2 separate regions of the Homo sapiens genome follow, and region 2 is linked to region 1. Evidence: chromatin contacts called from ENCODE Hi-C or POLR2A ChIA-PET data. All regions are on one chromosome and are shown on one strand. Each heading gives the region's core, a stretch centred on a gene start or an enhancer-like site at or near the end of the contact. The rest is flanking DNA. Distances are from core to core; before and after follow the strand shown. Region 1 has its middle 32 kb from the start of EREG. Region 2 holds the start of CDKL2 (cyclin dependent kinase like 2).

The links. Hi-C counts contacts between places; a loop is a spot of excess contacts on that map. ChIA-PET counts read pairs that join two places held with the same protein, here RNA polymerase II (POLR2A). Pooled maps may share reads with other maps.
Region 2: a loop to region 1 is called in a pooled map, with 8 times the contacts of the local background. The contact joins the promoter of CDKL2 here to the enhancer-like site in region 1. A Hi-C loop is called at or near these places in 2 of 50 pooled maps. POLR2A ChIA-PET finds 5 or more read pairs at or near these places in 2 of 52 experiments (Panc1 and activated T-cell).

Annotation. Positions count from the first base shown.
Region 1 is chr4:74,394,290-74,400,664 of GRCh38, reverse strand. No RefSeq gene overlaps it. Among named protein-coding and RNA genes, the nearest start is that of EREG, 32 kb to the right of the region's middle. Within about 2 kb of position 2,449, at least 7 of the 41 ENCODE cell types and tissues checked have a DNase peak (open chromatin) inside an H3K27ac peak, as active enhancers do.
Region 2 is chr4:75,628,977-75,635,485 of GRCh38, reverse strand. It overlaps CDKL2 (cyclin dependent kinase like 2), which reads left to right and starts at 4,958. Exons shown (of 14, transcript NM_001330724.2): 1 at 4,958-5,444.

The sequences.
Region 1 (6,375 bases), core at 1,200-3,699:
AATCTGCCATAGTGTTTGAGGAGCCCTGCTTGCGGTGTTCTCTGGCTTCTCTGCGTTCTCGTGGGAAGCTCTAACACGTGACTGAGCACAGCCCCGGGTATTAGGGCCCGGCCCTTTCTGCCCAATGCACCATCGTCAGCACTCTCTGTGCCAGAGCTCCTGTTGGCCGAGATTTTCTTGGGATTGAACTACAGCCAGTCTCCTCTTACCCCATCCTTTTTCTTCCCTCTGTCCTTCTACAGGTGTCAGACCTACACTGTCTTGTGAAGTCTATTCTCCTGTTTTATCGCCTCCTTTATCTGTCACAGGCATTATCCTGCCCAAAATGGTTTGCTTCCCAGAGGACCCAACTAAAACAGTTTTATATTTTGATTTTCTCATTTACCATTAAGTGGTGAGCATTTCCCAATGGTATTAAAATATTTTCATAAACATTATTTTCATTTTATGGATTTGTTTTACAGATGTATGAGATGTTCCCAACTCTTGCCATTACAAATAATATTATGATGGACATATTTGTTCAGATTCTTTACATGAATTTCAGAATATTTTTTTCAGAATGGATTTCTCAAAGTGTAATTACCAGCTTAAGATTCTTGCTACATTTTGAAAAACAGTTTTTTTTAAAAAAGTACCAACTTATGTTCTAACCAGAAATGTATTCCCTACTCACTGACCTTTTATGTGGTGCCTAAGTATTTGCTCTTAAAAATGCCATTTTAATTAATATCTTCATTGGTAAATCTTTGTTCACATCCCTGATTATCAAGTCCCTCCAGCTCTGTGGGATTTCTTCAGACATGCATAAAACACTGTGCTACCTCTTCCCCACTCCTGCACTATAGCCTCTAAAACAGAATCAGCAGCCCCTCAGAGGTGGCTCTGAGTCTTCTTTACGGGCACCTGATGACAGCAAGCTGGAGAAAGACCTGAATATGCTTCCTTGTCTTCCGCAACTATACAGATGCCAAGGAAACCAAATGTCCCACTGAAAGGAAATGCTTCAGCTATAATACCATCTTCTCATGATGCTATTGAGAGGTGACAGGGTGCTGGCAGCCCTCACAGCCCTCGCTCGGTCTCAGCGCCTCCTCTGCCTGGGCTCCCACTTTGGCGGCACTTGACAAGCCCTTCAGCCCACCGCTGCACTGTGGGAGCCCCTTCCTGGGCTGGCCGAGGCCGGAGCTGGCTCCCTCAGTTTGTGGGGAGGTGTGGAGGGAGAGGCCCGGGCGGAACCCGGGCTGCGGGTGGTGCTTGCTGGCCAGCACAAGTTCCGGGTGGGCGTGGGCTTGGCAGCCCCGCACTCAGAGTGGCTGGCCAACCCTGCCTGCCCTGAGCAATAGGGGGCTTAGCACCCGGGCCAGCGGCTGCGGAGGGTGTGCTGGGTCCCTCAGCAGTGCCAGCCCACGGGTGCTGCGCTCGATTTCTCCCCGGGCCTTAGCTGCCTCCCCGCGGGGCAGGGCTCAGGACCTGCAGCCTGCCATGCCTGAGCCTCCCCCACCCTCTGTGGGTTCCCGTGCGGCCGGAGCCTCCCCAAAGAGCGCCGCCCCCTGCTCCATGGCGCCCAGTCCCATGGACCACCCAAGTGCTGAGGAATGCGGGTGCACTGCATGGGACTGGCAGGCAGCTCCACCTGCGGCCCGGTGGGGGATCCACTGGGTGAAGCCAGCTGGACTCCTGACTGGTGGGGACTTGGAGAACCTTTATGTCTAGCTAAGGGATTGTAAATACAGCAATTGGCACTCTGTATCTAGCTCAAGGTTTGTAAACACACCAATCAGCACCCTGTGTCTATCTCACGGTTTGTGAATGCACCAATCAACACTCTGTATCTAGCTACTCTAGTGGGGACGTGGAGAACCTTTGTGTCTAGCTCAGGGATTGTAAACCCACCAGTCAGCACCCTGTCAAAACAGACCACTTGGGTCTCTGTAAAATGGACCAATCAGCAGGATGTGGGTGGGGCCAGATAAGAGAATAAAAGCAGGCTGCTGGAGCCCGCAGTGGCAACCCGCTCAGGTCCCCTCCCACGCTGTGGAAGCATTGTTCTTTCACTGTTTGCAATAAATCTTGCTGCTGCTCGCTCTTTGGGTCCACACTGCCTTTATGAGCTACAACACTTACCGCCAAGGTCTGCAGCTTCACTCCTGAGCCAGCGAGACCACGAACCCACCAGAAGGAAGAAACTCCGAACACATCCAAACATCAGAAGGAACAAACTCCAGACACGCCGCCTTTAAGAACTGTAACACTGCGAGGGTCCGCGGCTTCATTCTTGAAGTCAGTGAGACCAAGAACCCACCAATTCCGGACACACTACCTTCCACCTTCCATGGAAGATGCAGGAAGCTGTGTGTTTCCCTAGTTTCTATTGCCCAGGAATACTTCTGATAAAACATTAAGAATGTGTTCCTGAATTCTTACCAAAAACGAAACCAAAACTGTAAAAGCACAACTGGTGTAATTCTGTAAGGAGAAATACAATCACCCCAGATGTAATTTAGAAATAACTAGAAGTGATTTGAACAAATTATTTAAATTTTTTATTTCTCCCAAGTAACCACCAGTTGTGAGGAACTTCTTTCGAAGTAGTAATAACAGATGGTACTTATTGAACATTCAGTATCTGCCAAATGCTGTTCTTAGCATTTTATATGTATTGATTCAGTGAATTCTTATAGTAGCCCTGTAAGGCAGAGTTGCTATAGAGATGAGGAAATGGTGGCACAGAGAGGTTAGGTAACATGCTCAAGGTGCTTAGTCCCTCTCCTGAACTGGCATGAAAGGTCTCTTCTGTTTAATTTATAAACAATGATAGAACAAATATTGATAGTTCATAGTGATAAAAATAAATAAACCTTTAGGAAAAGCTCTTCCTTACAGTAGAACCCCAAATAACAAATGTAGAAGAAATGATCAAATAGGAAAAACATCAATATGGAAACTAGTGGGTGAAATTTAAATGAGAAACAGTATATTTACATGGTCCAAAAATATCTCCCCACAAATTAGTTATTAATTATAAAGGGCAAAATAGTAAATTTATAGTGGATAAATCTAATAAATGTCATCTTAACAAAATGATCAATCTTAATATCATAAACATTAGGATAAATTGATATCCTGGGGTTCACAATATAAAGTATTCTGAGGGACACACTATTACTTCCAATATGTTCCCTCCAAAGATACATAATCTGATTTTAATTATTAACCAACATCAGAGAAATACAAAATGTGGGACAATTTGGAACAGAGTTGTAATCTTTACAAATATCTAGATCAAGAAGTCCAAAGAAATGCTGAGGAGCTGTTCAATGAAAAAGGAAATTAAAGAGATTGACAACAAAATGCAACCTGTGATCTTGGATTGAATTCTGAATGAAAAAAAAAAAAGAAATAATCATAAAGGACATTATTAGGATAATTTAAATTTGAGTTAATATGGAATCAATGTCAGATAAAAGTATTCAATGTTTAATTTCCTGATTTTGACAACTTGACTATGGTTTTATAAGAGAATATCCTTATTCTTAGGAAATAATCACTGAAGTATTCAGAGGCAGAGCTTTGCAATATCTGTAACTTTTCTCAAATTGTTCAGAGAGGGAGAAGGAATGATGAAGCAAGTAGGGTGAAAAGCTCATAGGATAACTTATGATTGAATCATTTGCCAAGTTATCCTGTAGATATTAATATAGATATATTTTTTATTTTGTTACTTAAACTTAAAAAATAATTGCTGGGAGTTATATCAAACACAAAATTTGCTTATTCTTAGCTTTGGTTTAGTAATTTCACTTTAGGGACTTATTCTAAGGAAATAATATAAAAGAGGCACAATTTTGTTACAAGGGTATTCATCAAAACTTATATGCAACTGCGGAAAACTGAAAACAACTCACACATCCAATAATAGAGTGTTGTTTTAGGATTATGCAGTCATGGCCGGGTGTGGTGGCTCACACCTGTAATCTCTGCACTTTGGGAGGCCAAGGCAGGCAAATCACGAGGTCAGGAGTTCAAGACCAGCCTGGCCAACATGATGAAACCCTGTCTCTGCTAAAAATACAAAAAATTAGCTGGGCGTAGTGGCGGGCACCTGTAATCCCAGCTACTCAGGAGGCTGAGGCAGGAGAATCACTTGAATTTGGGAGGTGGAGGTTGCAGTGAGCTGAGATCACGCCACTGCACTCCAGCCCGGGCGACAGAGTAAGACTCCATCTCAAAAAATATATATATATTATATACATATATAAAATATATATTATATATGATATATATATAATATAATACATGATATATAAAATATATATTATATATATATCATATATATAATGGAGTGATTAAAATGCTGCAGAATAATATTTAATGGCATGGAAAATGTCATTGTTAAGTGATAAAGACAAGATACACAATGGTACCCACAGAATGACCCCATTACTGTGTATACATACCCACAGTCACACGCATGAAAGATTGCAAAACTATAAATGAAAATGTTCATAGTGGTAATTTTAACATGTAAGGGAAAAAAGGTAACTTAAACTTACTTAACACTACTTTGAAAATTTGCTAAAACAAACTTATTATTTTGTAATTAAAACAAATAATTTTCTGTAGTCTAGCGTATGACTTAAAGAGGTATAAGTAGCCATAAATTTAAATGAAACTGTGAGCTTCTTATTAGATGTGTGCACATATGTAAACACCCACACCTTTATTACATGCTATAACTGGCTTCCAGTGACACAAGATCCTGCTACTGAGGTTGGTGAATGACATTGAAGCCTGACCCCTAAACTTGTCCTTTGGTGGAACGTACACCCAGGAAATCTCTTTTCCATAGTTGTAAACAGATGCATGACTGTTTTAAAGGGCCATGACCTCGTGGATTTGTTTCCTGGGAAAGTATCCCAAGCCTGAAACCAAGTGCTGCACATTCTCAAAAGAAAATGTAATAAGGTTGATTAGAATCTGTGGAAGAGGTGCAGTTCTTATATGCTAAATTTGCATTTTCTCTATGTAAAAGCTTTCAAAATAATTCAATTACTTATTTTATAATTTAATTTCCAAGGTTAATTCCTTACATGTATTTTATGACCTAAATTTTACAGGGTGGGCCTAGATTCAGAAACTCTTTCTGTTACAGTCTTTGTTTTAAGCCTTTTTACAACCTAGGTTGGTGCTAAGGAGGAATGACGAATTGCTATTAGTGTATTAATAATAAACATTGAATTCTTCTATTAACTACCAAAGAATAACAAAGGACCAGAAAACAAACACATACTAACTACTGGAGATTGCCCCCAACCTAACGAATACCACAGTGGAGATTCTCATATTAAGGATAACAAATTGTTACCCCTGAAACGTCAGCTAAGATTTGTATCCATTAGCCCAAAACCTCCTACTCATGATTTCTAAATTATACAACATTATCGACAGGTCCAGGAGACATCGTGTGCATTGCGGAAGAATGAATTTTCAATATAGCTAATGTGTATGTTCTTCAATTCAGATTTCTGTTCCATAGCCCCACCCATGTATAAAAAGGCCCTACCCACTGATAAGGGACATATTCATATTCCCACAGCCAGATTCTCCCACTCTAATCAAGACTGCATCTAATGTAAGCACATGACTCACTCACATTGGTCCCTTTCCTGAAACTCAGGGTGAGAGCCAACTCTCAGCTATCTGTGGTTGGAGTGACAGAGGTGACTGGAAGAAGCGAAAACCACTGGTATTCCCAACTTCCGTTTTAACTGATAATCTTAACCTCCTCCCTGATGTCAACTCTCCTTTACTAAAGATTGTAATGAACACAGAAAGGGCCCAAGAAAAAAGGACAAGGCCTGCTAATTCTAAAACTATATAATCAACAACTGAACAATTGAGGGCTTGTCACTTCCATTTTCTTTCATGGCTAATATTCTAAATAAGTACTCTCTACCAACAGCCGCCACCAACTCCCTTAATCTAGTGCAATTCTGCCTCCACTTTCATCACTCACTAAAAGCACTCTCTTTCAAGCTTCATGACATTCAGAGGTCAAAACCAGGGGCGTTTTTCTTCTTTCCCATTGTTTTCTAGATTTTTTTTTGTTAGACCGTGTTGACTATCACTGTAAATCTTGGATTTTTTTTTCTTTCTTCTGAGTTTCATGCCATTATGTTCTCCTAGATGTCCTGGTTATAACCATCAGCAAATCCTATTGATTTAAGTATAGTCTACTTATACTCCTAATTCAACACTTTCTCATTACTTCCACTACTGCTATCTTTCCCCTAACCATTTAGGTGGGTTATTAAAATACTCCCCACCTTATCTTTCAGTCTTGTCCTTTTTAGTCTACTTTCGGCAGAGCAG
Region 2 (6,509 bases), core at 3,709-6,208, 1.2 Mb before region 1:
AAGTATTAGAGTGGCAGTGAAAAGACCAGTGGTCTGGCCCTCCCCCCTCGTAGCTATTTAGGGACACAGGTGAATGAAGGCTCTACCAACTTCAATAGGTGGCTTCAAGATCACGGAATCATCTCTAATATAGCCGACTAAAAGGGAAAAAGATTTTGGAGGATCATGAGTGCTAGATTTTTATGTGCCAGGAATGGGAACGTACACATCTCATATTCCATTGGCTTGAATTCAATCACATAGCCATTCCCAACTTCCACGGAGGTTGCAAAAAATAAGCCATGCATACAGGCAAAAAAGAAATCAGCTTATTGTGAGTAGCTAGTAAGCTCCACTACAGATGTCTTTGGCAGGATGTAGGTCATAGTGACTTTGGTAAGAACTATTTCAATGAAGTAATAAGGATGAAGTCCAAGAGAGGACTGGATATTGGAAATTGAACTAATGAACACCAACTTTTTCTGTAGTTTTGCTATAAGGATGAACAGAGGAATGGGGTGAAACTAGAAGGAAATGAAAAGTAAGTGAGGGTAATAAGAGGCATGTTACTAGTGCAAACAAACAGAAGGTATACTATTTTATTTATTACCATGGTTATCTAAGTAGGAAAGAATATATAGTATTTTTAATATTTGAGGAATGGATTCCTATGTTCACAACCACTATGGTATAGATGCTGGTGGCTGATACAGCAAGGTGTGATATATGTTGAACTTGGCAAAATAAGTGGCACATTATACTTTAGGTTTTCAAATCTAGTTGTCTTCATAATCTTTTAATGTAGTAATCAAGTCATTAAACTAGGTTTAGCAAATGTCCTCCCATCAAAAAAACTTAGAACTTCAAAATAAGTCAGTCCATTTTCTTAATAGAATGGGGAAATGTATTCATAGTTGCATGTTCTATAATATACTGATAATGAAGAACCTTTTGTAGTCTAAAGATTTTACGGCCCTTTCACTTGGTGACTCAATTGAGGTGATGCCAAAACCTCATCAGTCAGGATCTCATGGGGCCCGGGGGGACTAGTGGTGGACGGGCAAGAAAAGGGCCCAAGCACATTGTTTTTTGGATGTCAAGATATGTAGAAAATGATTGTTGTGGAGAGTAATTTAAGAGATGATTGCTAATGTGAGGAAGAATGGGTCTACTCTAAACTAAAATATATAAAATCATTGAAAAATATTTCTGGGCAGGCTTTAATTTCTAATCCCCCTCTAGTCTATTATTTTTAAGTTGAGATACAAATTACATAAAATTCACCTTTTTCAGCATACAGTTCAGTGGTTTTTAGTATATTCACAAGGTTATATAACCATCACCACTTCCTAATTCCAGAACATTTTCATCACCCCAAAAAGGAACCTCATACCTACCAGTAGTCACTTTCCATTCCCATCTAACCACAGCCCCTGGTAACCACTAATGTACTTTCTGTTTCTATGGATTTGCCTAGGCTGGACACTTTATATAACACGTGCCTTTTTGTGTCTGGCTTCTTTCCCTTGGCATAGTGTTTTCAAGATTCATCCATCATGTATCAGCACTTCCTTTTATGGTTGAGTAATATTCCATTAAATTGAATACACCAAATTTTATTCCTCCGCTGATGGACATTTGGGTTTTTTCTGTTTTTTTGGTTATTAATAATGCTGTTGTGAGCATTTGTGTGTAAGTTTTTATGTGAACATGTTTTTATTTCTCTTATAATACCTGGAAGTGGAATTGCTGGGTCATATGGTCCTTAATCTATTTCACATTTATTTCATTGCCATTGCCATCTCTCAAGCTGTCCTCTCTTGACATCTACCTCATGCACTCCCATACTGTTTTCTTTAGATTTTTAGAACATTTTCACTTTCTTCACTGATTAATGTCTTTCTCAGCCTCTTCCACTATAGTCCTACTTGGTAGTTCATGTTAATGAATTTTTCATACTGTGACCTCAAGTTTCTTTGAACTCAATGACATTTTCCACTCAACTTCAGCTACCCAAGGAACAGCCAAATACTCCACCCTTTAGAACTGATCATCCTGTGCCATTTCCAACATCTGGAATACACAAACTGCTTTCTCTGATAACTTTTTCCTCCTATATTGCTCCTTTAAACTTATTATTCATGCCTATGATGACTTCCAGACCCTCAGTGCCTCCGTTTTCAGTTTATTAGCTAACTGCTGTCAAAATTTATCTTCCTATTTAGCAGGAGCCCATGGCAAGCAATTTTAATGGTATTTTCTTCAGCATCTTTGATTCCTTTTTTTTTTCTCAGTGATCCTTGTTCTGAAATTCCTTAACTCCTTTGTTTAATCTTTTTGCATTACCAGTTCTCTAAAAGAGGCAGCTTATATATCATCTATTTTCTCCATTCTTTCCTTTGGGGTTGCCCAATTCTGGGCAACAGTGTCAGTTGGTTCACTGTAAATTCATGGTACCCAGGCTCAAGTGAGCACATTTTTACTATTTTGTGTTCCTTTTATATCAAAATGACTTCTTAACTATTCTAACGTATTTCTGCTCTCAAATCCTTAAGCCTCTATCTCACCATTACCTTTTTATGCAAAAATAAAGTTCTTTTACTGAGATGGCCTGGGCCCACAGTGTATGCCCTACACTTTTCTCAGTTTTTTCCATTTTCTCTAAACCTCTTCAAGCCTAACCCCTTCTCATATATTATTACCTACTCTTCAGTACCTCTCCTTGGTTTTTCATTAATTATTCATTTTCTTGCCCCTTTAAGGTCTCTCCCCACTCTTTTTCCCTATAAATATTTCCCTCTTTAAAAAGAAAAAATAGGCCGGGTGCGGTGGGTCACGCCTGTAATCCCAGCACTTTGGGAGGCTGAGGCGGGCGGATCAACTGAGGTCAGGAGTTCGAGACCAGTCTGACCAACATGGCGAAAACCTGCCTCTACTAAAAAAAGAAAAAAATTAGCCAGGCGTGGTGGTGGGGTCCTGTAATCCCAGCTACCTGGGAGGCTGAGACAGGAGAATCGCTTGAACCCAGGAAGCAGAGGTTGCAGTGAGCCAAGATCGTGCTGCTGCACTCCAGCCTGGGCAACAGAGTGAGACTCCGCCTCAGAAGAAAAGAAAGAAAAAATAGTAACACAATCCTGTTTCTACATAATACCTTCTCTATTAACAATCCTGTAGATGGCCAGAATGTGTAAGTCTTTAATAACCTCTGTCCTCTACAACTGGCTTTCAAACTCAGTTCTTACTGAAATTGTTTTTTTTTGGTTTGTTTGTTTTCTTTTTTTCAGTCTCCCAAGTAGCTGGGAGTACAGGCGTTCACAACCATGCCCAGCTAATTTTTGTATTGTTAGTAGAGACAGGGTTTCACCATGTTGGCCTGGCTGGTATCAAACTCCTGACCTCAGGTGATCTGCCCGCCTTGGCCTCCCAAAGTGCTAGGATTACAGGCATGAGCCACCGCATCTGGCTGAAATTGTTTCCTAAAGCATCACTTGTTCGCCAAATCCAGTATTTTCAGTCTTTATCCTTTGGTTCCCTGTGAGATATAAATAGATTATTGAAGCTTCTAGGCCTCTTGCATGAAGGGGCCTTAAAATGTTATACGGTTGAATATGATTATAAAGTTGCAAAAGTAAAATAGTTTTGCGCTCTTGTTCTTAAGCTTCAGGCCCAACAAAACTGAATCTACCCCCATATAAAAGAAGTTCATCAGATTCTCTTATAGCCTATAGAGGTACCAAATGGGACAGGGCTTCTCGCAACTTGGACACAGCTAAGGACAGAGCTAATTGCTACACTAAGAGTCACATCTTGAATTGACCAAATAATTCTATTCTTTCCATAACTAGGCCTCAGGTCTGGTTCTCAATATTACAGGTTCAGGAACTAGATTTTAAGCAGTCTGACCAAGGTAATTAACCACTGGGAGATTAATGCAAACTAACCAAACTCACAAAAGACTATAAAAAGAATGTCTATTTCTTAATGTACAAGAAGGAATCAATACCTTAACATTAATGATTAATACCTTAATATTGACTAGGGTATATGGTAGACATTTGTCTATCCAGGACACTCTATTCCCTAAATCAAAGTAGTTTCGAGACCAAAATGATCATGAACATTTAGTTATCATGATTGAAAGTGTTATTTTACTGGCCTTATGGCCTCCTCGCTGCCTCAGATTCTTTGAAAATGGGGTAAGCTCTGTTCCTGTGTGATTTAAGCCTGTGCATGATTCTGACCTACCAGTCTTGCTCAGTCGTGGATTGAGCTGCATTTTTGCATTTAAGGCAAGTTTTATCGCAAGCCCTAACTCCACCCCATTTGGCTGCCATACGCGGGTGTTGTGCGTGTCCTCCAGATCCCCAGCCATCCCAGCGCTTTCCCATTCCACTCATGCCCTCTCTTCCCCTTCCTCCATCTCAGTGTTTTCCCTCACTTTCAATGGCCAGACTGGCCTTCCCAAGGTCCCTCCTAACGTCAGGTCTGTCATCACCTACCTTCTTCCACCTTGCCTCGCCTACTAATCATCACCTCCTAAACTGTCACCGTTATCTCCTACCTGGCTCACACTGGCCCCACCGCCCAGAACAGAAAGGAAGCATGGAATCCCGGTCAGGCCGCGCCTACGCGACTCAGGGCGCCCGGCGCCCGCCCCTGCCCCAGCGGCGATGCTATGAGGGAAACCGTATCGCATTTTGCATAGTCTTCGCAGTCCTACATAACCGCCACCTTTACCCTTCGCGTGGGCATCACAATCGCCTCCTCCCGCTGGGGAAGGCAGAAAGGCGCCTCCTGACGAGAACCAAGGCGTGTGGGGACGCAGGGCCTCTGCGTGTCAGGGAGCAGAACCTGGGCCGAGCCCTAGGTGAAGGGGCGGGGTGGTTGGCCCTGAGCCAATCATGGCTCGTGACGACTCGGCTCGGCCAATCAGAAGAAGGGAGGCCTGGCGCTCTCGGGGCGGGTGAGAAACCGCCCCCCCTTGCAGCTCCGCGGCCAACGCCTTCGCCCAGGGGTAGTTGGAGCGGTGCAGGTTCCCAGGCTCCAGGTACTGGGCGCCTTACGAGCTGGGAGGTGGTGCCTCTCACCCAGCTAATTGCTCTCTAGCCCTTGGCCTTCACAGGTGTTGGTGCCTGCCGTGAACGCATTCTGACCTGGGCCGTATCTGTCTCCCAAGACTTTGTGCCTATGGTTGGGGACAGAGTGAGGTCGTTGCCTTGACGACGACAGCATGCGGCCCGTGGTCCTCCTAAGTGTGAGCTTGCGGCGGACCGAGGCCCACCTGCCTCCCTGCCTGCTTCGCCCTGGACTCGTGACTGCGTCCGCAGAAGAAATCACAACAGCGCTGGAATTGCTAGTTTGCTAGGCAGCATCTTTTGGACCTGCGAACCATATGCATTTCACCTCAAATTTGTTTCCAAGTTGAAAACCTTTGGGTCTTTCTATGCGAACGGATTGAAGAAACGGTAAGTATAGTACGTTTTAAAGCTTCTATTATCTCGTTCTTTGATCTATAAAAGATTTCAATCTTTTTTTTTTTTTTTTTTTTTTTTTTTTTTTTTTTTTTTTGAGACGGAGTTTCACTCTTGTTGCCCAGGCTGGAGTGCAATGGCATGGTCTCGGCTCACCGCAACCTCTGCCTCCTGGGTTCAAGCGATTATCCTGCCTCAGCCTCCCAAGTAGCTGGGATTACAGGCATCACCACCACGCCCGGCTAAGTTTGTATTTTTAGTAGAGACAGGGTTTCTCCATGTTGGTTAGGCTGGTCTCGAACTCGCAACCTCAGGTGATCCGCCCGCCTCGGCCTCCCAAAGTGTTGGGATTACAGGCGTGAGCCACCGCTCCCGGCCCTTTAATCTGTCTTAAACAAAATAAAAAATTAGCATTCTCCAAATATTTTTATCAAAATTGTTGCTTTTAGAACCATCCAGAAATAACACCTTGCCCATTGGCCAGGTTTCTTTTTCGTTTGTATTACCTTTCCGTTCAAGAGTAGAAGGCATGAGAAGTTATAGTTTATGAGTAACTGTTTCAGGAAACAGGAGGCTTTGTAGGCTGTGATACTTTTAAAGTATTTGTGGACAGTGTCACTTGAAAAAGCAGGTGTGTTCAATGTGGTGTGTCCAGATATGCAATTGGTTGGGAGAATAAACTTGAAGCAGTCAACTTGCATTAATGTTAGCTTGGGATATGCTTCAGAACACCTCAGACATGCTTAAAGTCATTTTTTTTGGTTCACTTTGTGCTTTCAAATATTGAGGACATCAATTACAAAATGTTTTAAAATAATCCAGGTTATAGATTCAAGCTATTTTTGTCATTGGTATGATAAACCTAAAGCCTAGTGCTTAATAAAACATACTCTCTTAATGGAAGAGAAAAAAATTAAGAAGGGATAGAATTATATGGAGATTTTTTTTTTCAAATACAAACAGTTTATTAAAAAATAGTTAATGGAAGTGGAATAGAAGGTAAAATGTCAAATGCATGGAAAGTTAGTGTCTGGGACACTGCTCTGTAAAAAGTTTGTA